2 separate regions of the Homo sapiens genome follow, and region 1 is linked to region 2. The links are chromatin loops, found by intact Hi-C in ENCODE. Cell type or tissue: heart right ventricle. All regions are shown on one strand. Links, peaks and the distances in the headings refer to the core of each region. The heading gives the core; the rest is flanking DNA. Region 1 has its middle 78 kb from the start of STOX2. Region 2 holds the start of LOC124900824 (a long non-coding RNA gene).

The links. Hi-C counts contacts between places; a loop is a spot of excess contacts. Peaks named below come from ENCODE experiments on the same cell type or tissue, not always from the same donor. Only the 100,000 strongest peaks of a DNase experiment are listed, where the experiment ranks them.
Region 1: it touches region 2 in a loop (2.6-fold over the local background); 4 of 110 quality-filtered maps call a loop at or near these places.

The regions. Positions count from the first base shown.
Region 1 is chr4:183,821,927-183,833,344 of GRCh38, reverse strand. It overlaps a transcript of STOX2 not described here. Among named protein-coding and RNA genes, the nearest start is that of STOX2, 78 kb to the left of the region's middle. RefSeq lists enhancers at 7,363-7,863, 7,864-8,364. In heart right ventricle, for the core only: no CTCF peak of the experiment used is centred there; no DNase peak of the experiment used is centred there.
Region 2 is chr4:183,759,856-183,771,273 of GRCh38, reverse strand. It overlaps LOC124900824 (a long non-coding RNA gene), which reads left to right and starts at 5,451. Exons shown (of 2, transcript XR_007058412.1): 1 at 5,451-5,822; 2 at 8,904-10,539. In heart right ventricle, for the core only: no CTCF peak of the experiment used is centred there; a DNase peak (open chromatin) is centred at 6,743; H3K4me3 peaks cover 1,541 bases; H3K27ac peaks cover 2,156 bases.

The sequences.
Region 1 (11,418 bases), core at 4,616-7,115, 63 kb before region 2:
ACCAAGCAGAGTTAGACATTCTTTGATGATGCCAGACCTAAGCGTTCTGCTAAGTAACCACGAAGGGAATCCTGACAGGTCACACCATAATCATGGGGCAGGTTGCAAAGCACAAACGCTCCTACAAAATCAGGAAGAGTCTGGACTTGACTTCTTGCAAGCGGTTATTAGGCAATAAAAAAAGAACTGTCACTGAATTTAGAAAGACGATTAAGAACTGAGTGTATCAATGTTCAAACTCACTGAACCATGTCCATTTCACAGGGGAAATTTCAGGTAGACCATCGCCATGGATAATCCATATTTGGTAACAAATTAGCAAAATATTCTTAATAGCTGACTAATACTCCTATTGGAGATTGAAAAACATCAGCATGCTGTAACAGGTTTTGACGGAATCTGTAGTGTTTGGTCTGCAGAGGTGAAGTTAAAAGGAGACATCACTGTTCCTTAAATATACATGAAGGGATTGTGTATAAAGTTTACCTCATCTTTTTAATTGAGCCGAGAGTCAGAGGAAGAGCCTAACGACAGTAAGGGTAAGAGCCAGTTATAGGCTGGGTGTGGTGGCTCACGCCTCTAATCCCAGCACTTTGGGAGGCCAAGGCAGGCGGATCACTTGAGGTCAGGAGTTCAAGACCAGCCTGGCCAACATGGTAAAACCTGTCTCTACTAAAAATACAAAAATTAGCCGGGCATGGTGGCAGGCACCTGTAATCCCAGTTACTTGGGAGGCTGAGGCAGGAGAATCGCTTGAACCCAGGAGGCAGAGATTGCAGTGAGCCGAGATCATGCCACTGCATTCCAGCCTGGGTGACAGAGCAAGACTCCGTCTCAAAAAAAAAAAAAAAAAAAAAAGAGTCGGTTATAGGCTACTAAGAAGCTGCAGAATCTAGCTTTCTAGAGTTTTAAAAAACTGGATGAAGTATTACATTCCTTAGATAATTTCAAGAGTCTTCTCTAACAGAGATAAGCATACAACTAGGAGCCAAAATGGGGTTAGTAATATTTAGAGTCCCTGCTTTCAGAAACAAATAGAAATGAATGAGCTCCAGGGCCAGGTGTGGTGGCTCCTGCCTATAATCCCAGCACTTTGGAAGGCCATGGTGGGCGGACCACCTGAGATCAGGAGTTCGAGACCAGCCTGGCCAACATGGTGAAACCCTGTCTCTACCAAAAATACAAAAATTAGCCGGGCATGGTGACGGGCACTTGTAATCCCAGCTACTCAGGAGGCTGAGGCAGGAGAATCACTTGAACCTAGCAGGCAGAGGTTGCAGTGAGCCAAGATCACTCCATTGCACTCCAGCCTAGGCAACAAGAGTGAAACTCTGTCTCAAAAAAAAAAAAAAAAAGAAGAAGAAGAAGAAATGAATGAACTGCAGAATTCACCAGAAGAAGCTTCAGGGAGGGGCCGAGAAGGGGACTAAAGCCTGGAAACAGGAAAAATTGGGCAGAGCTGTCCCAGGAGAGAAAAGAGGAAGTACAAAGCCTCGGAAATGAGACCAGGGCGTGTTTACAGCCACCTAGACAGAAACTAAGGCAGATAAGCTTAACAAAATTTATTTATCTATGTATTTACTTTTAGTGTTTTTTGTCTATATCCGTGGGGTACAAGTGCATTTTGCTACCTGATCTATTGCTTCGTGGTGGTCAGGGCCCTCAGCGCATCCATCACTGACTAAATTTATTTTTAAGAATTATACAGCACAGCAGATTTTTTATAAACTAGAAGTTGATTAATTGTTTACTGTACCACAAAATTCTAATACCTAGCAAAATATTTCTAGACCATTCTTTTCGCAATTATTTAAGTCTGATATTCACCAAAAAAAAAAAAAATGTACATAGTTCTAAACTTTCCATCAGGGTTTTCTAATGTTCATGAACTAATGTTCATGGTCCCCACAATTATTTGTGTTTTCTGGTACTGCCTAACCATCTGTTTCCTGATTGGAGCTGCAATTTGGCAACGTTTATAACGTAAGATTCCAAGTTCAAGGCAAACTTGGGGGCGGAAATGAAGAAAGGCAAAAGAGCCAAGCTTCTTTCCTGCCACAATTTTCCTTACATGTGTGCAATTTCTGTGGGTGTGTTCTGTACAGGACAACCTTTTTAACCTACTGTATCCTGCCTTTCAAATCGTCTTCTCTCCTGTAGACCTTTAGCAATAAACAACTCTCACTGAAATCTTCCATCCCCCCACCATCCCCCCTCACGCCTCCACACCCACCAGGAAGGAGAAAAGCCAACACCCTCCAAGCCAGCTGCTCAGGCCCGGAGTTCGGTCCCATGTAGTGCTTGGCCATCTCCGCCGAGGACTAACCCAGAATCCCAGGATTCTTCTACCACCAGCCTAGGAAGGATCTAAACACCAAAGCCTGCAACTTTGAAACTGAAAACTGTTCAATCATATACAGCTAGCCAAAAAAAAAAAAAAAATTCTAAAAATGCAGACCTGCCTGTTACAACCTCTGAAAACGTTTTGCACAGCATTCTTCCCCAGTCTTCCCCTATTGGTGTGGATCAGGTGACCCTGAAACCGGAACAAGTGTCCTATTGTTGGAGGAGGGCCCTTAATGACTACTTTTCAGCTGACAGTGAAGTTCATGACTAATTTCTTTTCAATGAGCCATTGGCCTATGATGAAAGGTATGTTTTCATCCCAGCTAATTTCAACCAACAGATATACCCTATATCACCCTCAGATATACCCTCAGCTAACTGCCACACAAGGAGTGACTACTAGCCAGGCCAGACCAGCCCTGGGCACATCAAAAGGGCAGGGTCAAAGGTAAAGCCAGCCTGGGGTCATGGCTAAGGTCAAAGGATAAGAACCCTCATGACCATCTCTCCCAGCCCTGGCACAGAGGACTTCACTGGACTCCCTCCTTCCCACAGAAGGACACAGCTGTAGTTGCATTTTATCACCCAGTGGAATTCAGAAAACAAGATAACACCCATAGTAGCAAACTCTCAGTGCACCTAGAATGTAATTCAGTCGACTGAGAGTGTAAAAACCCCATGTGCTTGCACTTGGCCAATGAGGGGGAATTCTTTTAATTATAGTTAGAACAGTATGTTACTCCTAGCCCAATTTTCTACTGTGTGCAAGGAAAGCAGGTTAGCAGAAAAGCAAGTAACAACGCACCAGGTGACCCTAGATACCTTGTTGGGGGGGATGTGAAATTAGTTCTGCTCAGACACTGGAAATAGCCCTACCTCCCTGAGACACTGTGCTCAGGGCCACATAAAAATCCATTGACAGCCCAGAAATAGTCACAATCAGCATAACTTCAGCAACAATGCAGTAAAGATCTAAAGGATTCGCCGATTCTACCCCATCACTCATACCTGCAAGAAGAGGGAGCAGGCCCAGTAATGGCCATCTTCAGCATTCCATGAGGAAATGTCTCTGAAACACCCAGCACACACAGCAGATGCTCAGTAAGTGTTCACTTTTCTTCGTGTCTCTTTGGGAGTGTAAGTTCCTTGGCCAGGAGAGGAGAATTACTCTGTTTCATTTCCAACACATAACAGAAAATCTAATTATAAAGTTCATTACAATCAGGATCCATTAGGTGCATCTGGTTGCAAGTAACAGAAACCGCAAGTCGAGCTGGCTTAAAATTACAGGGAACGTATTGACTCACTATCTGTGAACTCCTGAGGTGGGGCTGGAATTGAAGGCCTTGGCCCATGGCTAAGACAATGTGACCAAGGGCTGATTTTCACAAGAAATTTAAAGTGTACTGTGTTACCTATGCTGGTGACTGACAGTTTAATACAAAGACATGAGGGAGACGTGCCACCAAATGCAAAGGGAATGAGGAGCATTAAATAATCTGGCGCATAGAAGTCTTCTAGTTATGTATAACAGTACCCTAGATTCTGGGGGTTGGAAAGGCCTGCAAGTGTGACAAAGACAAACAAATGACAAGGGACTAGAAGTTGCAACAAAAAGAGAAAGGAAACGGCTTTTTTCCACGTTCTGTCTTTTCTTTCTGCTACTACTGCAACTCACAATCCCACCAGTCTTAAAGAATGTTGAATGTAGAGATGAATGTTTTTAATTTTTCCAAAATAAGAATGTGTATGTTTCAAAGAATAGCAGATTAACTAAATGCCTCAAATATAATTTCTCTCATCAAAGAAAAAGATGATAGATTTTTAAAAACAAAAGACCACTTTCTTTGGATAGGAAAAGAGCAAAAGTTTATTTCTAAATTCTCTTGTTTCTTAATGCTAATTGGCAAAATATCTGTGGAGAAAATTAGTCAACTTTATAAATGTTGCCATAAAACAGCTGAAATCAGCAAATTGCTAATCTCCCGGTTGGCACCCAAGCCAAACTGCTTTCCTTCTTCTGCCTGTTACAACTTAAATCTACCTGACAAAACACATGTGTCTGCAGCACCAGGTCTGGCGTCCGTGGTAGGTTTTTTACAAGGTACCCATGATTCTCTGTCTAGTTTTAAAGTGTGATCTTGGTTAAATACAGAAAAAAACTCCATCAGGCTCAAGGTACATCACAATACTCCACTTTGAATTTGGCAAGGTCCCCCAAACAAAGTGATGAATAATTTCAAAGCAAACAGAAGTATTTCACAGAAGTTCATTTTTTCAGTTATCTGAATGCTGGCTCATTTGTCAAGACATTTTCAGTACCAAGAGCCAGCCTGAATAATAAAAGCATGTACCTAAAAACTTAAATCTGTCGCCTCTGGGATTATGCCCTAAAAGCATGGATTTACCCCACTGCATTCATTTACTTTACTCAAACACACTGTCATCATTCAATGCACCTCCCCAAGTTCCTGACCATTTTTTTTATAAAGGGGGGAAAAGCCAACATAACAACTTGCAAGAAAAATCAAGTGGAAGGGTAGAGACGAAGAATGAAATACAGGAAATAGACATGTTAGACTGAATATGACTGAAGAATCTAAACACATCCCCCGAGCCACACCCATCCTCTTTTCCTGGGGCTGTTTCTTCCTCCCACCTTCCCCAGCCCTGTCAAGACTCTACCGCTGTGTCACTCACCCAAACTTATGACTTCAGAGGCAAAATGCGCCAACACCCTCTGCCAGTTTCCGAGTCCACCCTGTCATCACAGCCAGCTGGCAGCTCCTTGGAAGTCTCTTTCTCCAGCCTCAAACCGTGCCTTGCAAACATGGGCACAATAAACATTTGCTGAATAAAGTGCAACAAGTACACAACATTTTCAGGTACTTTGCTTTAAAAATTCATTCTCAAAAATAGACTGTCTTTTGTTGGGATCCTGATTTGAACAAATGAACTGTAAAAAAATGTTTATGCAAACATCAGAGAAATTTAAACACAAACAGGATAGCTGGTATTAAGGAATTACCAATAATATGATATTTTTAAGTCTGATAATGGCATTGAGGTTATACTGGGGCAATAAAGGCCGTCTTTTTTTCTTTCTTTTTTTTTTTTTTTTTGAGGCAGGATTTCATTCTGTCACCCAGGCTGGAATGCAGTGGTGTGCATAGCTCACTGCAGCTTTGAACTGGGTTCAAGCAATCCTCCTGCCTCAGCCTCTCGAGCAGCTGGGACTACAGACACGTGACACCACTCCTGGCCCATCTTTTTGAAATTTATTTATAAAATATGTACAAGTTCATTGTAAATACAATTGCTAATGTGTTGTATTTACAATAGTATGATGTCTGAGATTTGTTTCAAAATAACCCAAAGTGAAGATAGAGGTGACAGCACCAATGAAACAACATGGGCCATGTGTTGATTACATTAAAGCTGAGTAAAGAGGAACTCATTCTCTCATTCCCTCCAATTCTTTGTTTTTTTATTTTTATTTTCTTTTTTTAGAGACAGGGTCTCATTGTCACCCAGCCTGGAGTGCAGTGGTATGATCCCAGCTCACTGCAGCTTCAAACTCCTGGGTTCAAGCAATCCTCACGCCTCAACCTCCCTAGTAGACTACAGGTGCGTGTCACCACACGTAGCTAATTTCCTCATTTTTTGTAGACTGGGGTCTTGCTGTGTTGCCCAGGCTAGTGTTGAACTCCTGGCCTCAAGCGATGCTCCCTCCTTGGCCTCCCAAAGTGCTAGGATTACAGATGTGAGCCACCGCACCCATGCTATTCCATTTCTATAAATGACTGACATTTTTCATAACAATAAAATAGGGGTTATTTTTATTTCAGTGCTATAAAAATACGGTGGTTGCAGCCAGACTTTCTGAGTTCAAATACTGACTATACTACATAGCAGCTAGGTGACCCTGGGCACCTAACCACTCTGTGCCTCAGTTTCCTCAGATGGTGTTAATGACAGCCAATACCTCAAAGCTCTGTTGAGAAGATTAAATAGGTCATGTTATATGTAATGCCTGGCATATCATAAATACTTATAAATTTGCTATTACTATTATTACCATTACCGCTACTACTATCACTGCCTTTTGCATTATGATTGCCTGTTGAGCAGCAAGCTCAATGCTGAGATCAGAGAGGAACATAAAACACAGCCTTTCTCTTCTGAGGGTCTTTGGTCCAGCTGGCGATTCCAGACGCAGAGAAAAGAAAGAGAAATAGCATTTGTCCAAACACATTCTATGTAGTGGACACTGTGTATTCTCCCACTTAAGCCTCCGCAAACCCTGCGGGGCAGATTCCACGGTCGGGAAAACTGAAGTTGAGGGCGATGGTGTGACCTGCCAGGGCCACATTGCTAGCAGGCAGCCGTCCCAGGACTGTGTGATACCAAGTTCTTGCTCTTTCGACAAGCTAATGGCTCGTATTTGAAAGGAGTGAAGTGGTGTAGAGAATACAAGCCATGGAAATGGAAAGCAGAGAGGTTACACTTACTCAGCAGGGAGGTCAGAGTGGCAGCTTTCACAGGGAAGACGAACTGTGCCTCGAAGGCCAGTGACGGGGACAGGGAGTCGCTGGAGCCAGAGGCTGCCTGGGTATCCCCTGAGATAGATGAGCAAGCCATTCTCAGGGGAACAGGTTCGCTGATGAGGACGGTGAGGGGCAAGGCTCAGGGAAACCATGGAGGGGTCAGGACTAGCAGTGGTGATGAGAACAGAAAGAAGTGCCCCAACAGAAAGGGAAAAAAGACCAAAACCAGATGGAACCTGGCAGCTGAGTTTGTTTTCTCAAACTTGGTCCTCGAATCAACTGCACTGGAATCATCTGAGGAGCGAAATGAAAACGAAATGCAGGTCCCCAGCCCCACTCCTGGTCTGCTGAGCTAGAGTCCCTGGGAGTGGGGCCCAGGAGTCTGTGTTTTAACCTGTTTCCCGATGAGTCTGTTGTGCACTAAAAACTGAGAACTTCTAGATTAGACAAACAGGAAAGAGCAGAAGAAGAGGTGATAGATTACCCAAAGGTTTCAGCGACTGCAAATGGTGTCGATTTTCAGCTCACAGCCAACGACCCTTCTCGCGCCTTCTCCCCATCATTTGCCAAACTGACTGCCATACTCGTTCCCAGACTAAACTTCCCCAAACACTGATTTGATCACACCCTGCCTGTGCTCAGGAGCCCAGAGCAGCTTTCCACTGCTCGAAGCATTAAATCTGAACCCCTCCCCGGCAAAGTCCAGCCCCAGCCACCTCGCTGACCCTGACTCCTGCTCCACTAGGTCTAGGTTGCCCCTGTCCTGTCAAGCTATCCTCAGAAAATAACAATGGAAGCCCATGCTCAGGGCTTCACCGCGAGTCCTGGGACACAGAGGACGGGCAGGGAGGGGTCGGGCGCTGCACCCACGTTGGCAGGACAGAGGCACGGACACACACACCTACAGCGAGGGTGGCTGCCTGCACTTGGGCCTGAAGGAACGTCTATTCACCCATTGAAGGTTGCCTGCCACCCAGTGCAAGCCTGTTTTGCGGTCCAGGGATGCTAGGAGATGACACGAGCTGACCGCTGCCATCTGCAGCACGCGCCACACGAGGGATGGCCCAGCTGTGTGAAGGCTGACCGCTCCCGGCCCACCTTCCTCCCAACCTACTGCTTGGGAAGCCTCATCAGCTGCATCTCCCTCCTAAGAACACGTCCTTCCTTCCTCGCCCACAGCCTCTCCTCCTCATGCATAATTAGCTCAAGATCCTCAAAGCAAAATAAGCTGGAAGAATGTCCCAGCCGTCCTCATGGTGGACCTGAGACCATCCACCACGACCTCCTGACACCATGGGGTGACCTTGGATGCTCAGTCCTAGCTCTGCCTCTTTTCAGCAAGTGTCTTTGATGAGCAGCCTCCTTGGTCCTTAAGAGCCAGGGATTATCCACCATGTTCCTCCCCGATCCCCAAGCCCAAGATTGTGTGAGGAGATAGGGGACATGGGGACATTCCAATTGTGCAGGCCAAGAAGAGAACCCACTTGTGATTGCACACTTAGTAGTCCAGGGCAAGGGTCACAATTGAACTCTATCGGTCCCCTCTCTTCACGAGCTCACAGCACTTGCCTGGAAGCCCCCATCTGGGCACTTAACCACCCGCCACAGTCTGCTGCCCTGCGTGTCTGGGGAAGCCCTGAGTCCTGAGCAGCTGGAACTAAATGCATGATGTCTCCTGCCTCTCCCATGGCGCCTAGTATTGGTGCATCACATAATACATACTAAATAAATCTTCTATTGGTTCAGATTCTGTTATTTTTACAAAATGCACATTTTACTCTGTGCTTCCCTCAAAACTTTATCCCATGTCAAATAAATATAATTTCTGTTTACCAGTTTACAGCAAATTAAGAAACTTTTCTATAATCACACAATAATATCTTTTTTTAATTTTATTATTATTATACTTTAAGTTTTAGGGCACACGAATCACACAATAATATCTTTGTGGCTGTTTATTTGAGAAGCTCTCAGAGTTCATCCAGATGGCTGGCCGTTCCATTTCCCTCTCTCCAGCGTGCCTTTTCAAATCAGATGTAACAGAAATTTACCTAACGAAATTACCCAAGGCCCAAGGCCTAGGAAAGTAAAATAGCCTTAAATGAAAGTAGAATGTCGGTGAGAAATAATTTATAATAAAATATGAGGAACATTAGCAGGTGGTGAGAATATTGTATTAGCTTTATGACCCAGAAAAAAAAATTGCTATGAGGGTATCCCTGCTTAAATTATCCTATTCTGGCCAGTATGAATTTATTATTACATTGTTTTAATCCCAAAATTATTTTAAAGTAGGTGACGGTTTATGAGCTAAAGCTCAAAAAAACCATTGTATGTATACAACTGCTGAATTGTTCTAACATCTGATGCCTTCCCAAGTTTGCAATAACACCACAAATGGATCTCATGGAAACCACTTCTCACAGAAAGTTCAGTAGCCGATTTTACGATACATGGCTACACATGTCTGCGTATCTGGGAAAAAGATCAAGACCTGAAGCCGCATTTGAAGGACAAAATTGCCTTGCTGTTATACTGTTTTTAACGTATGCTGTACATTATGCTTTACAATAGCTAAAATGTGCCAAAGAACAAAATCCCCGCCCTAGAGGATTTACAGTCTAGAGGCACAGATGTTAAGAGCCAAGGAAAACGCCAGGAAAGTTGTGAAAGTCTTTGGAATTGAAAGGCCTCTGCTCATCAGGTAAGTTTTCAAACCCGCGGCAGCCTCCGCCAGATGGGCTGGGAAGTGTGACAGCCCTTTAGGCACTGGTGTCTCTCGGGCCCAGAGCTATGAGGACGTGCTTTGCTGGAACTTCTTGTGGGCCAGACATCTGGTGACTCACCAGAGCTACTACGATTAGGGCAGAGAGCACAGCTCCACATTCCCTCATCTTCCAGGTCTATGAGCCTAAGGAATGTGATGGGCTAGTGGGAAGGAAAGTCTTTTATTGTGTAACAGTTTGCCTTTCAACAGTCTACTTCTGGACAGCCAGCTGTTGCCTCCAGATGATAGTTGGGGGTTTTTTGGTTTGTTTGTTTTTTGTTTTGTTTTTAGACGGAGTTTTGCTCTTTTTGCCCAGGCTGGAGTGCAGTGGCACATTCTCAGCTCACTGCAACCTCTGCCTCCCGGGTTCAAGTGATTCCCCTGCCTCAGCCTCCCGAGTAGCTGGGACTACAGGCATCCACCACCACACCCAGCTGATTTTTGTATTTTTAGGAGAGATGGGGTTTCACCATGTTGGCCAGGCTGGTCTTGAACTCCAGACCTCAGGTGATCCACCCACCTTGGCCTCCCAAAGTGCTGGGATTACAGGTGTGAGCCACCACGCTCAGCCCAAGTGATAGTTTTAAAAAGAGAGAATCATCGCTAGATCATTGCGGTTACATTTATATTGAAAGAAAAACGTAGATCATACAAGCTTTCAAGAGCACCCGAAGGTTCTCAGGAGGTGCACAGCAGATGGGTCGGACACAGGAAGGCTAGGAGAGCCATGTGCAGGCTCAGCCGTGGAGTCAGGCAGACCTGGGCTGAGGTCTCAGCACTGCACAGCTGGACCTCCAGCAAGATACTTAACCTCTCTGAATTTCAGCCTCTTAGACAATAGAGATAAGAAGAGCCTCACTGAGTTTCCATGAAGATTAAATACAATCATGTATATCACAGGGGTCCCCAACCCCTGGGCCACAGACCGGTACTGTGGCCTATTAGGAACTGGGCTGCACAGAAGGAGGAGAGTGGCAGGCGAGCCAGGGAAGCTTCATCTGCATTTGCAGCTGCTCCCCATCGCTCAGATGGCCACCTGAGCTGCGCCTCCTGTCAGATCCGCGGCAGCGTTAGATGGTCATGGGAGCGTGAACCCTTTTGTGAACTGCGCATGTGAGGGATCTGGGGTGTGTGCTCCTTATGAGAATCTAATGCCTGATGATCTGTCACTGTCTCCCAGATGGGACCGTCTAGTTGCAGGAGAACAAGCTCAGGGCTCCCACTGATTCTACATGATGGTGAGTGTATAATTATTTCATTATATATAACAATGTAATCACAACAGAAATAAAGTGCACAATAAAGGTCATGCGCTTGAGTCATCCCAAAACCATCCCCCATGCCAGTCTGTGGAAAAACTGTCCTTTACAAAACCAGTCCCTGGTGCCAAAAAGGTTGGAGACCATGATATACATAAATGGGTTACTTCTCAATCTAAGCTACAGCCAGCGTTCCATTAGCAGTAGCTTTTTAAAAGCTCACTCTCCAGCATGGATGGGATCTGTCCTCTCTGGAGGGCACAGGAATCCCATCTAGGCTTGTGGCTTATGGGGGTTTGATGCTCCCTAGCACGTGGGTGGCAGAGACTCCATAATCCGGGGCCTGAAAGGCTGATCAGGACGGGAAGTTTGCAGAGCACCCTGCCCAGGAGGGCAAATCCCAGAGACCTAGGCACCCCCAGCCAGCCTGGCTGCAAGACCCGACACAAACTGTATCACCTTTTCCACACACAAGCGTCCTTTTTAGGGAAGGGCAGGG
Region 2 (11,418 bases), core at 5,646-8,145:
TATGACTTGGGAACCAGGTGGCAACCTCACCTCTCCCGATGGAGGAAGCTCTTCCAGCATCTCTTTCCCCCACGAGATTTGAACATGAAGCCTGTGAGAGCTCCTTGTCGTTATGTTTACATTGCCCAGGCACCTTTCTAACACAAAGCACCTTATCAGTCAACCACCTCAGTACAGATCCATTACACGGCAATTTTTCACAGGGCTCCCTCAAAGCCCGTAACTTGAGAGAACAAGTGGTAGAGGCTGGTTTACCCTTAGGCAGAACAAGCTCACCTGCCCGAGGATTTCAAAAACATAAAATTGCTTTACTGTTGCTTTGCTTTGTCTAACTAACGATTCTTGCTTTAACCAAAAGCACAGGAGTAAACCCACTTTCAGGCCTCAGGTTTCAGTTAAAAGCTTCACTTGAAATCACTGTAAATCTGGACCTACTTAATTGGATTTGAACACCATTTATGAAATAAATTTAATTCTGAGGACCTTAGGCTCCTGCCCTGTGCTTGGTTGGAGGCCAGTCTGCACTCCTCTCTGATGACCCTATGACCTTGAACCGACCTGTTCCTTCCTTTTGAGTCCCCAGCTGACAGCAACTCTTTCCACAATTTCCTTCCTTTCATTAGTATTTTACTACCTTCTCAATTTCCATTTTTTCTTTACATTTTGCTCTGTGAGTTCAGTTTTTCCTCAGCAAAAATACTTCTTCCCAACATTCATGAGGGAGTTTTAAGTGTGATTCCAAAGTTAGACCCCAAAAAGGCAAAAATTGATCAAATCTAACGTCAGAAATATTGGCTGAGTTGTCCTGAATCAAGACAGTTCTTCATATACCACAGTCACAGTAACATCACACACACACACACGCACACATACACACCTCTGTTCACAAACACTGGTGTGCAATACACTTAATGTAAAGCAGATACAATCCCCATCATAGGAGTATATGGTCTAATTAGAGGAGCAAAAATAAAGTGTTCTACACATTTGTAGCAGGACTACATCTCTGTATGCTTTTATCTTGCACACTGGGATATGTACAAAATACAGCTTTATTTTTCTTTAACTCAATTGTTTTATCTTTCAAGCCACCATTACACCGTCACCATTACATCAGAGTGATAGAAATGACATCTCATTCTGCCTTTTTTTCCCCCCCAAGAAGGAGTTTCGCTCTTGTCACCCAGGCTGGAGTGCAATGGCATGATCTCAGCTCACCGCAACCTCTGCCTCCTGGGTTGAAGCAACTGTCTTGCCTCAGCCTCCAGAGTAGCTGGGATTACAAGCACACACCACCATGCCTAGCTAATTGTGTATTTTTGGTAGAGACAGGGTTTCACCATGTTGGTCAGGCTGGTCTCGAACTCCTGACTTCAGGTGATCCACCCGCCTCGGCCTCCCAAAGTGCTGGGATTACAGGCATGAGCCACCACGCTAGGCCATTCTGCCCTTTGTCTGGGGTTGTACTTAGGTTTTCGGTGGGGTAGAGGGGTCATGCCAAGGTATCCTGAAGCAAAGGAGAATCCACCAGGCCCTCACTGTCACCTGTCCACACAGACATCAGCTTAGACATGTGTTTCCCTGCCAGGCCCTTGGTCTCTGGTCTACACAGGTCATCACAGAGACAGTGTCCCTTTCAATCCACTGGCTCCTCCAGGTTTTGAGGCTCTTCTCCTATGACTCCTGGGGCCCTCATGGGTACACAAGAATTATTCTGCTGTTTCCATGACACGCTGAGGTGCAGGAAGCTCTTTGCTACTAAGACCCATCTGACAGCCATTTCTTCTCGGGAATCTGGTGATCCCCTTGGGAGCAAAAATCCTCCCTGCCCTCTGATACATGGACTTGGGTCTGGGCTTGCTGCTGCCCCGAACCCTGATCAGAGAAGCAGACCAGGGCTCTTCTTTCTGAAACCCACCAACCACGATGCTCTCCCCACTCCCTCTCATCTTCATTCTACTCCCGTTAAGGATAAACTTGGTCTTGTACTTTTTAAAAAATAACTGAAGTAGACATCACATTGCAATGCTATTTCTATTCCAGTGATACATTTAAAAGAGAAATACAATTGCTGTATTTGTAAACTATCTGGAATACTTTTACAATACTCTGGAAATCAAATCCTATACAACTACTTAAACTTTAAGAATATTGGGAGTGTCAACTTAATTATCTGCAAGAGGTGAAACAGTTTTCCAAAATAATTTTAAAGGTTATTTGACCAAAAAGTGTGAAGACCAACTACTCTGGAAACCAAAGGAAATTATTAATTATGAATGGAAGTTAAGGAAGACTTGCATTTGAGATGGTTCTTGAAAACTGAGTCAGACACTGCAGGCTAGACATGATTGGGAAGAGGTCAAGAGAGCTGACCTTCAGAGTGTCCAAGGAATAAACAGCCCTGGTGCAGGCCGGGCGCGGCTCACGCCTGTAGTCCCAGCATTTTGGGAGGCCGAGGTGGGTGGATCACCTGAGGTCAGGAGTTCGAGACCAGCCTGGCCAACATGGTGAAACCCAGTCTCTACTAAAAATACAAAAATCACCCAGGTGTAGTGGTGTGCGCCTATAATCCCAGCTACTCGGGAGGCTGAGGCAGGAGAATCGACTTAAATCCGGGAGGCAAAGGTTGCAGTGAGCCAAGATCGCGTTAACACTCCAGCCTGGGTGACAGAGCGAGACGACTGTCTCAAAAATAAAAAAAAAAATAAAAGTTAAAAAAAGGCCCTGGTGCATTTAGGCATCTCTGAGCAGCTAGTGCGACTGCCGGGTGCATGGTATGCACATGGTCAGGTTTTGCCACACCGATGAGCCTGGACTTGTTCCTTGGGCCAAAAGGAGAAATGACTATATCTTATCAAGATGGGTTACCCTGGGCAGACACTGAGAGGACACAGGTTAACACTTCTGGAAATGTAAACCTCTTCCTTTAGATACTGGAAGAGTCCTGCCCAGGCTATGCATGGAGCCCTAGCTCATTGGCTGGCCCTGTGCAGTGCTGCGGCCACGCCACCCATATTCGTCTCTTGTCCCTGATATCCTCCTCCACCTGCTCTTCACACCATCCAGCCATGCTCACTACACACAGAGCTCAATAAATTCTTTGGGGAAAACAAATCCATATTCTCTGTCCCCAAGACTGGGTCACTCCTTCTGCAAAAATTCCCTCTGGCTGCCTTCCAACCTGCTTATGTCCATCTTAACTGCATTGAAGTCTGTTTCCTCTCTTCCTCAACAGTTGCCAAAGCATCTCATTTACCTCTCTAAATAAGACAAAAGCAAAAAACAATTAAAATTAAATCAAACCCTGCCACGGTTTATTCCACATACATTTAAACTTAACTACATCAAGTTAAAGTTCAAATCTTTGTAACTAAGTTTCTTTCTTTCTTTTTTTTGAGATGGAGTCTCGCTCTGTTGCGAGAGTGAAGTGCGCGATCTCAACTCACTGCAACCTCCGCCTCCCATGTTCAAGCGATCCTCCTGCCTCAGCCTCCCAAGTAGCCGGGATTACAGGCATGCGCTACCACGCCCAGCTAATTTTTTTGTAATTTTAGTAGAGACGGGGTTTCACCATGTTGGTCAGCCTGGTCTCGAACTATCGGCCCCAAGTGATCTGCCCACCTCAGCCTCTGTGTCTTGTCCTTGTTTCCTGTTGAGCACTCCCTATCCTTTATTGAAATGCTGGTCCTCGACCAGACACACACACACACACACACACACACACACACACACACACACACACACACACACAGATGGACCTATAGATAGATCATGCACATCTATGGGAATGTTTTAAGTTTTTGAATATAAGTGGTAGATATCTGGGTGATCAGTACATCATTCTTTTAATTTTTGTGTGTTTGGAAATTTTTATAATAAAAAATTAGAAAACAGGATTCCCACCCTGCATCCAGTCTTTGATCTGTGATCTGGGATGTTCCCTCCATGCAGGGCACCTTTTGGGTCCTGTGCCGTTTCATGCCACCTCTTCCTCCAATAGCTAATCTTCTCAAAAGTGGAGAGCTGCCTATTACAGCGCCTCCTTAGCTTGGGGGATATTTTATACCTCTTACCTTTCTTTTTTTTCTTTCTTTTTTTTTTTTTTTTTTTGAGACGGAGTTTCGCTCTGTTGCCCAGGCTGGAGTGCAGTGGCGCAATCTCGGCTCACTGCAAGCTCCGCCTCCCGGGTTCACTCCATTCTCCAGCCTCAGCCTCCCGAGTAGCTGGGACTACAGGCGCCCGCCACCATGCCCGGCTAATTTTTTTGTATTTGTAGTAGAGACGGGGTTTCACCGTGTTAGCCAGGATGGTCTCGATCTCCTGACCTCATGATCCGCCCACCTTGGCCTCCTAAAGTGCTGGGATTCCAGGCGTGAGCCACCGCGCCCAGCCTATACCTCTTACCTTTCTAAGAATCATTCACATATTATCTCCCACTGTGACATAAAGGTTTTGTGCCCTCTTAATGGGTTTCAAGATGAACAAATGAGAGAGGAATGGAGGGGTTGGGGAGCTGTCTTCCCAGAGCCACAATAAGCAGATAAAAGAGGCTGTGTCTGCTCTGTCTACACCCACGTTTGGACAGCATGGTGTCCCTCTTTAAGCCACGTCTCAAATGGGCTCTGCTTTCAATCTGGTGCTGTTCCGAGTCCTGTGGCCTCTCCAGTCCAGACTGCTCCTCGATGAAATGAGGCCTCTGTACCAGCTGGTTATTGGGCCAGCTCTCCTGAGCCACTAAGTAGGTGGATTCCCAGGCCTCACCTCCTGGTGCACATGGTCAACAACATGAGAAACCCTGGCCTGGGTGGCCTCCAGGACTCCCTCGAGCTGTGATACACCACAAATCTGTGGCAAAACAGTGTGGGCTGTGTCATCCGAGCAGAGTGCCTCTCTCATGCCTTCTCTCTCTCTTGACCCGCTCACACTTCCTCCTCCCGGGCCACCATCCATGGCCTGGCCGGGATGCTGTCCCTTCACACGGACGAGCTCTCCACGACACTGCTGACATGGGAGCCCGAAGCAGAACAAGCGAGTTCAGAAAGAAGCGGAGTCGAGGCTGACATTCCAACATCCAGAAGCATTTTCTTGGTGCTCCTTTAAAATAAGACAAAATTGCCATGTATCAATAAAAATAAATAAATAAAAACAAACCAAAGTGTCTTAGCCCTTTGTCACTGCATTAAAACATATTTTATAAGATAAACTACCTTAACTATGCGTTAAGATACATTTTCTATTGTTTAGAACACTCCTTTTTTAAATGTGTTTTTGGAGAAAAGCTTTGTAACAGCCTATTTCAGTCTAAAAATATAAATACTTTCCTTTAGGAAGTCACCGCTCCCTTCCCCTCACATATTTGAGGAAATACTGCAGATCTAACTGCAATCATGCTAAAAAAAAAAAAAAAAGGAAACCCAACCACAAAACAAATCCCCTTCCAATGTTTCCACGGGAGCCAGTAAACAGCTAATGCCATGACGATGTGAGGTGGGCGGGGGCCTGGTTCCCCCCAGTGTCATGCACTACCTTCCGTTTTCTGCCGGTTGAATGTTAAATAAATCTACATGCAAATTCACAAAGAGCCCTTTCATTCTTGGGGCATACAAAAACGCAGAATTAGGCCTGAAGTTCTGAGTCCCTTCTACCTTCCATCGGCTGAATGAGCTACAGGAATTCACTTAATAGGCCTTTGGAAGGATCCTTCGTGGCAAACCCGACCGTGACCGCCACTGGGCCAGCCTCAGCGGGACCCCTCTGTCCTCCCGACTGCTCCCGTGCCCCAGCTTGTCTGAATTACGTGATGATCTGAGGCCAGTACAGAGGTAGGTCCTGGAGGGAGTGGTGACTGCTTTCTCTTTTCTTCAGCACATTTCAAAGAATGGCAAAGCACTTAGGAAAAGGTTTCTTTCAAACTTAATGCTGCTTAGGCCACAGGTACACATGCCTCGCTGTGTGATTGTTCAAGCCCTTAAGTCAACACAACAAGAATTTACAAGGCGCTGGCTGAGTGCGCAACACTATTAACAGCCGAAGTGAACACACACACACATGTTCATATTGTCGATCAAAGAGTTTTATATCCAATTAGGTAAGTCATTATTAATAAGTACAACACAATTGAAGGATAAAATAGTATGAATGCAATAAACTAATAACATCTGCAATATCACCTGAAAGTATCCCATTTGGGTTGAGTGTTTGGGGAAGGCTACTGCAGAATGAACAAAACAGAATAGCAATTAGTATACATTGGAATTTGATTGCAAACTGCCTTGTCCAGAGCTTTGCTCTGACACTTATGAGCTACAGGACCTAGGGCAAAATACTTAATCGATTTTGGCCTTAGTTTTCTCATCTGTCAAATAGGGATAAGACACATTCCTATCTCAGAAGGTTCTTATAAGAAATACACATACACACGTACATATTTACTCACTTATTGATAGTCCCTTTCCTCACTAGAATATAAACCCCATGACAATAGGAAATACTGATTGTTTGCTGCTTTGGTCAACTTAGCCAAGCTGGGACTGCATTTCCAGCATTCTCTTCCCTGCATGTTGCTGGGTTAGGGCAGACCACAAGAGAATTTTGCCCAATATTTGGGAGACAAAAGCAAGGGCTCTGCCATATCTTTAGGTTCTGAAGGTCAGTGCAGGCTCTGGGCAGTGTGGGAGCCACACACGTTGTCATTAATGTGCAAGCACATCCTGTCCCGTGGCCACCAGCCAGGCTCCTCCTTCTCCAGTTCCCACCAGAACATCCCTGCAGCTCCTCTGCGTCCCAGGCCAGGTGTGTGTGCAGCTCCTCGATGAAGGAGGCTCCACATCTCCTCCTGGTCAGTGTCACCATGTTGGAGCCAGTGAGGCAGACACAGGTTCCAGTTTGTTCTTGTGGGTCCCAGTTATCCTTGTGGGTTCCAGTGTGTTCTAGTGGGTCACAGTCTGTCCTTGCTGATGCCATTTCATACCTGGCTTTTCTTCCCCAAGTGGGTCTAGTAACCTACAAGGATTTCATCACCAGACGAAGACGCAACAGCCTTGCACTGACTCCTCCAGCAACTCCCACAATTGTGTAACGTCTAATCCCCAAAATGAATCCATTATTCCGTACCACTTACAGTGATTCAGCATCTCTGACTGAACCCTGCCTTCTATGGAAACCCGTGCCAGAAATCGTTTCAGAGGATGTGTCCTTGGAACCAGTTCTAGGCTACCTGAAATTGGTTCTCTGATCTGATTCAATTTTAAAGTGTTAGTGATTCTGTTTCCATCGGTAAAGAGGGTAACGGTCATGTATGAAACAAGATGGCAAAAGTGATTTTAATGATTTACCTATAGAGACCTGTCATCAAGTGCCTATAGACAGCAAGGCTTCAGGCCTGGCGCAGCGGCTCACGCCTGGAATCCCAGCACTTTGGGAGGCCAGGGCGGGCGGATCATCTGAGGTCAGGAGTTCAAGACCAGCCTGGCCAACATGGTGAAACCCATCTCTACAAAAATACAAAAAGTAGCTGGACATGACGGTGGGTGTCTGTACTCCCAGCTACTCCGGAGGCTGAAGCAGGAGAATAGCTTGAACCCAGGAGGCGGAGGTTGCAGTGAGCCAAGATCTCGCCACTGCACTCCAGCCTGGGTGACAGAGTGAGATTCCCTCTCAAAAAAAAAAAAAGCAAGCAAGGCTTCAGGTGACTATGTGTAGCTCCTGCCATAGAACACTTTACACATAATGGGGTTGCTTGCTGATTTTGAAGTGTTCTGCAGCACTTGGAGAAAGAAAATGATGAGCTTAGGGCTTTAAATTCCCAACTCAAGGTCTGGCTAAAGGACTAGAAATCTTCTATGACTGCCCTCCCCCTCGCCAAAAAAAGCATCTTTTCTTGTAGCTAGAGTCAAGATTTCTGAAAACCAAACCCAAAGTTCAATTCAATTGAATTTAACCTTACAGGATCTCCTTTGCTAAAGTTAAGGCAATGATTGGAAAGGAGAGGGACTCATAAAAATTGGGAAGGGAGTATGTAGGCATATTCGATGTGGCAGGGGGCCTGAAGTCCCCAGATCTGCCAAGTCTTCTTTGCTGGTAGAAGCAGCCCTTTTTAGCCTGGTTAAGGAGATTATTGTCCTCATGGCTGAAGGTCCTGCAATGGTCTCTTCTGAAGTGGTTGCCTTACAAAGGACTTCTGACCCTCCTTAGGAGGAGCAGTGGGTCAGGGTCAGCCCCACCCCCACCCGTTTCTCATTGATTCTAGAACAGACACAAATCCCAGCAGGCCCCAACAGGTATGAAATATAAGCCGTAAGATTATAATACACCAATTTATATCAACAGAAACCAGAAGGACATGTGTGGAAGCCCAATAAGGATGTTGGATCAGAAAGGAAGGAACACTATGTTGGACTGGACTAAATTTTTTAATATAAATATATAATAATGTATGTTACATAATATAAATTGAAACAGATTATTGATTCAATGCATTAGCTCAAGTGGCTGGGAGTGGTACTAATATTTTTCTTATTTGATTGACTGAAACTGGACCCAAGGGGCTACACTAAAACTTTAAAGAAATAGCAAAGAGAATACTTCCAGTACAGAATGAACATTAGAGGGGGAAAGGCAATATTTGTTTTAAGCATGTTTGGTCTTTAAGAATGAATGAAAAGAAATTGGTTATTTTCTTACCCACAAGCAGGAGATTTAGCCCTAGTGAAGTTCATCTCACTTTTTACACTAATTCCAAGTAGATCATGGATCCAGCACCACGGATCATTTTTTTCCCAGCCTTGTGCATCATTTTCCAATATTCTTGCCGACTGAAGTCTGTGAAATGTGGTTAATTTTAATGAGAGATTCTAATTAAATCCTTTAGCCATGCCAACACAGTAACCTCTTTCTCTTTCCAGGTCTCCCTCCTTTGGAACTAGTCTCTTGGGTTGAGTCCAATAAGCACATCATCTTCCCCAGCTCTACAGACTGGCTCCAGTTTTGAGACCTTTCAGACTTTTCCATTTTGTGATTTCTTAGCTTCGTGTGTTAGGGAAGTTTGAACTTCATTTGTATTGTCACCTTAATTAACATGGCTGGACCAGAATCCAGTAGACCACGTTAGTCAACACTGGACAAGGAGGAAGAGTCGGAGGTGCATGATCTCAGCTCTGAGGGTTATATGCATTCTCCCTGCTCATGTCCCAGAAACGCTTCATTCCTCGAGAGTTTCAGCAGAAAAAAGCCCTCATGAATCTAGGGAATGGCATTAGCTACATGAGTGTTTTTAAGTGGATTTTTGTTTCCAGATACTGCTCAGCCTCTTCAATTCTATTTCTTAACTTTAAAAAATTACAAACTCTTTCTTTTTTTTTTTTCTTTTTTTTTTTTGAGACAGAGTCTCACTCTGTCACCCAGGCTGAGTGCAATAGTGCAATCACAGCTCACTGCAGCTTCCAACACCTGGGCTCAAGAGATTCTCTAGCTTCAGCCTTCTAAGTAGCTGAGACTTTAGGTGCGTGGCACATGGCTATTTTTTTTTCTTTTTTCTTTCTTTTTTTTTTTTTTTTTTGTTGTTGTTGTTGTAGAGATGGGGGTCTCACTATGTTACCCAGGCTGGTCACGAACTCCTGGCCTCAAATGATCCTCCTGCCTCAGTCTCCCAAAGTGCTGGGATTACGGCCGTGATCCTGGTTTGGCCAACTTTCTTTTCTTCACAACTATTTTTTATATGAAGATTTGGCCCTTAGCATTAGAGCCTGGAAAGGGCAAAGAGGAACCGAGGATGATGAGAAGTTGGTTAATAGATACAGAATTACAGCTAGATAGAAGAAATGAGTTCCGGTGTTTTGTAGCACTGTAGGATAAATATGGTTAACTATCATTTATTGTATACTCTCAAAAAGCTAGAAGAGAGGATTTTGAATGTTCATAACACAGAGAAATGATAATCGTTTGAGGCAATGGATATTCAAACTAGCCCGATATGATCATTATACATTGTATGCATGTAATGAAATATCACTCTATATCCTATGAGTATGTACAATGATCATGTGTCAACTAAAAATAAGAGAAAACAGCATGTTAGCCCTCAAAATGAAATTTTTAAAAGGAGAACAATTATGCCATATCCTCTTAGGATCTGAATCTCAATGTGTCACCTACATGAAGGATTTTTTACAACTCTAGGTGTAAGTTGAAAGAGGAAAGTATCCTGAAAATCGTTGCCTAATGTTGGCATCCCTTATATTCCATATAAGCACTGAAATTACTCAAGGAGAAGGATTTGGTCTCTTTCTCTGAACCTACATAGAACTTGTCAATTTAATTTAATTTAAATTTATTTTAACCTATAATTTTTATTTTAATTCATTATCACACCAATATCATAGTGAGAGATTTGAGCTATCAGAGTGTGTGAAGGTTAATTCTGTATCTATTATATATTTAAAATATTTAATCAGAAATCTAAGGCTTGGTTAAATGTTGCAGCATGTAACTCCAACACATTCTAATTCCAACTGGTCAAATTATTAAAGTCAGAGCAACGTATTGCAGGTTTATGTTTTTCAATTTATAAAATAAGAAAAACAATATTGACCTCTTTTACCCCTGTACTAAAAGTGTGAACAGAGTTTTACGACACAACCTGCTAGTTAATTGCTTCATAATCTTGCATTGACTTATGCCACTGTAGCAATTTTATGCTGGTTCTTCCAGTATCAGAGCAGAGGTGTGGCTGCTCTGCTAAAATGACCTTTATCCAAGTTCCAACTTTAAACAACTCTGCTTACCAGTATTTGCAAACTGAAACATCCCATTAAAACCAAAGCAAACATCCAGGGGAGGATTTTGTATGTATATAAACTTTACTTGAAGAGATTTTCATTTTCTCCCATAAAGTGTAACAATAAGTAAATCCCATTGTTTGACAATCACTATATGGTAAATATTTATACTAATTTCTCATGTACTCAAACAAGCCAAACATTTTTTAAAGTTCCACACTCTTGAACTTCCCCCATAATGTTTCTGATTTAATGGCAAGATTATAAGCTGTGAAGATTAGGAGGATCTTATAAAGTATCCGGTCCTTCTCACCTCTCAGCATTTTCTATGATTTTCTTTAAATTTTTTTTTTTTTTTAAAGACGGAGTTTTGCTCTTGTCACCCAGGCTGGAGTGCTATGGCTCAATCTTGGCTCACTGCAACCTCTGCCTCCCAGGTTCAAGAGATTCTCCTGCCTCAGCCTACCAAGTAGCCGGGATTACAGGCACCCACCACCAAGCCCAGCTAATTTTTGTATTTTTAGTAGAAACGGGGTTTCACCATGTTGGCCAGCCTGGTTTCGAACTCCTGACCTCAGGTGATCCACCCACCTCAGCCTCCCAAAGTGCTGGGATTACTGGTGTGAGCCACTGCGCCCAGCCT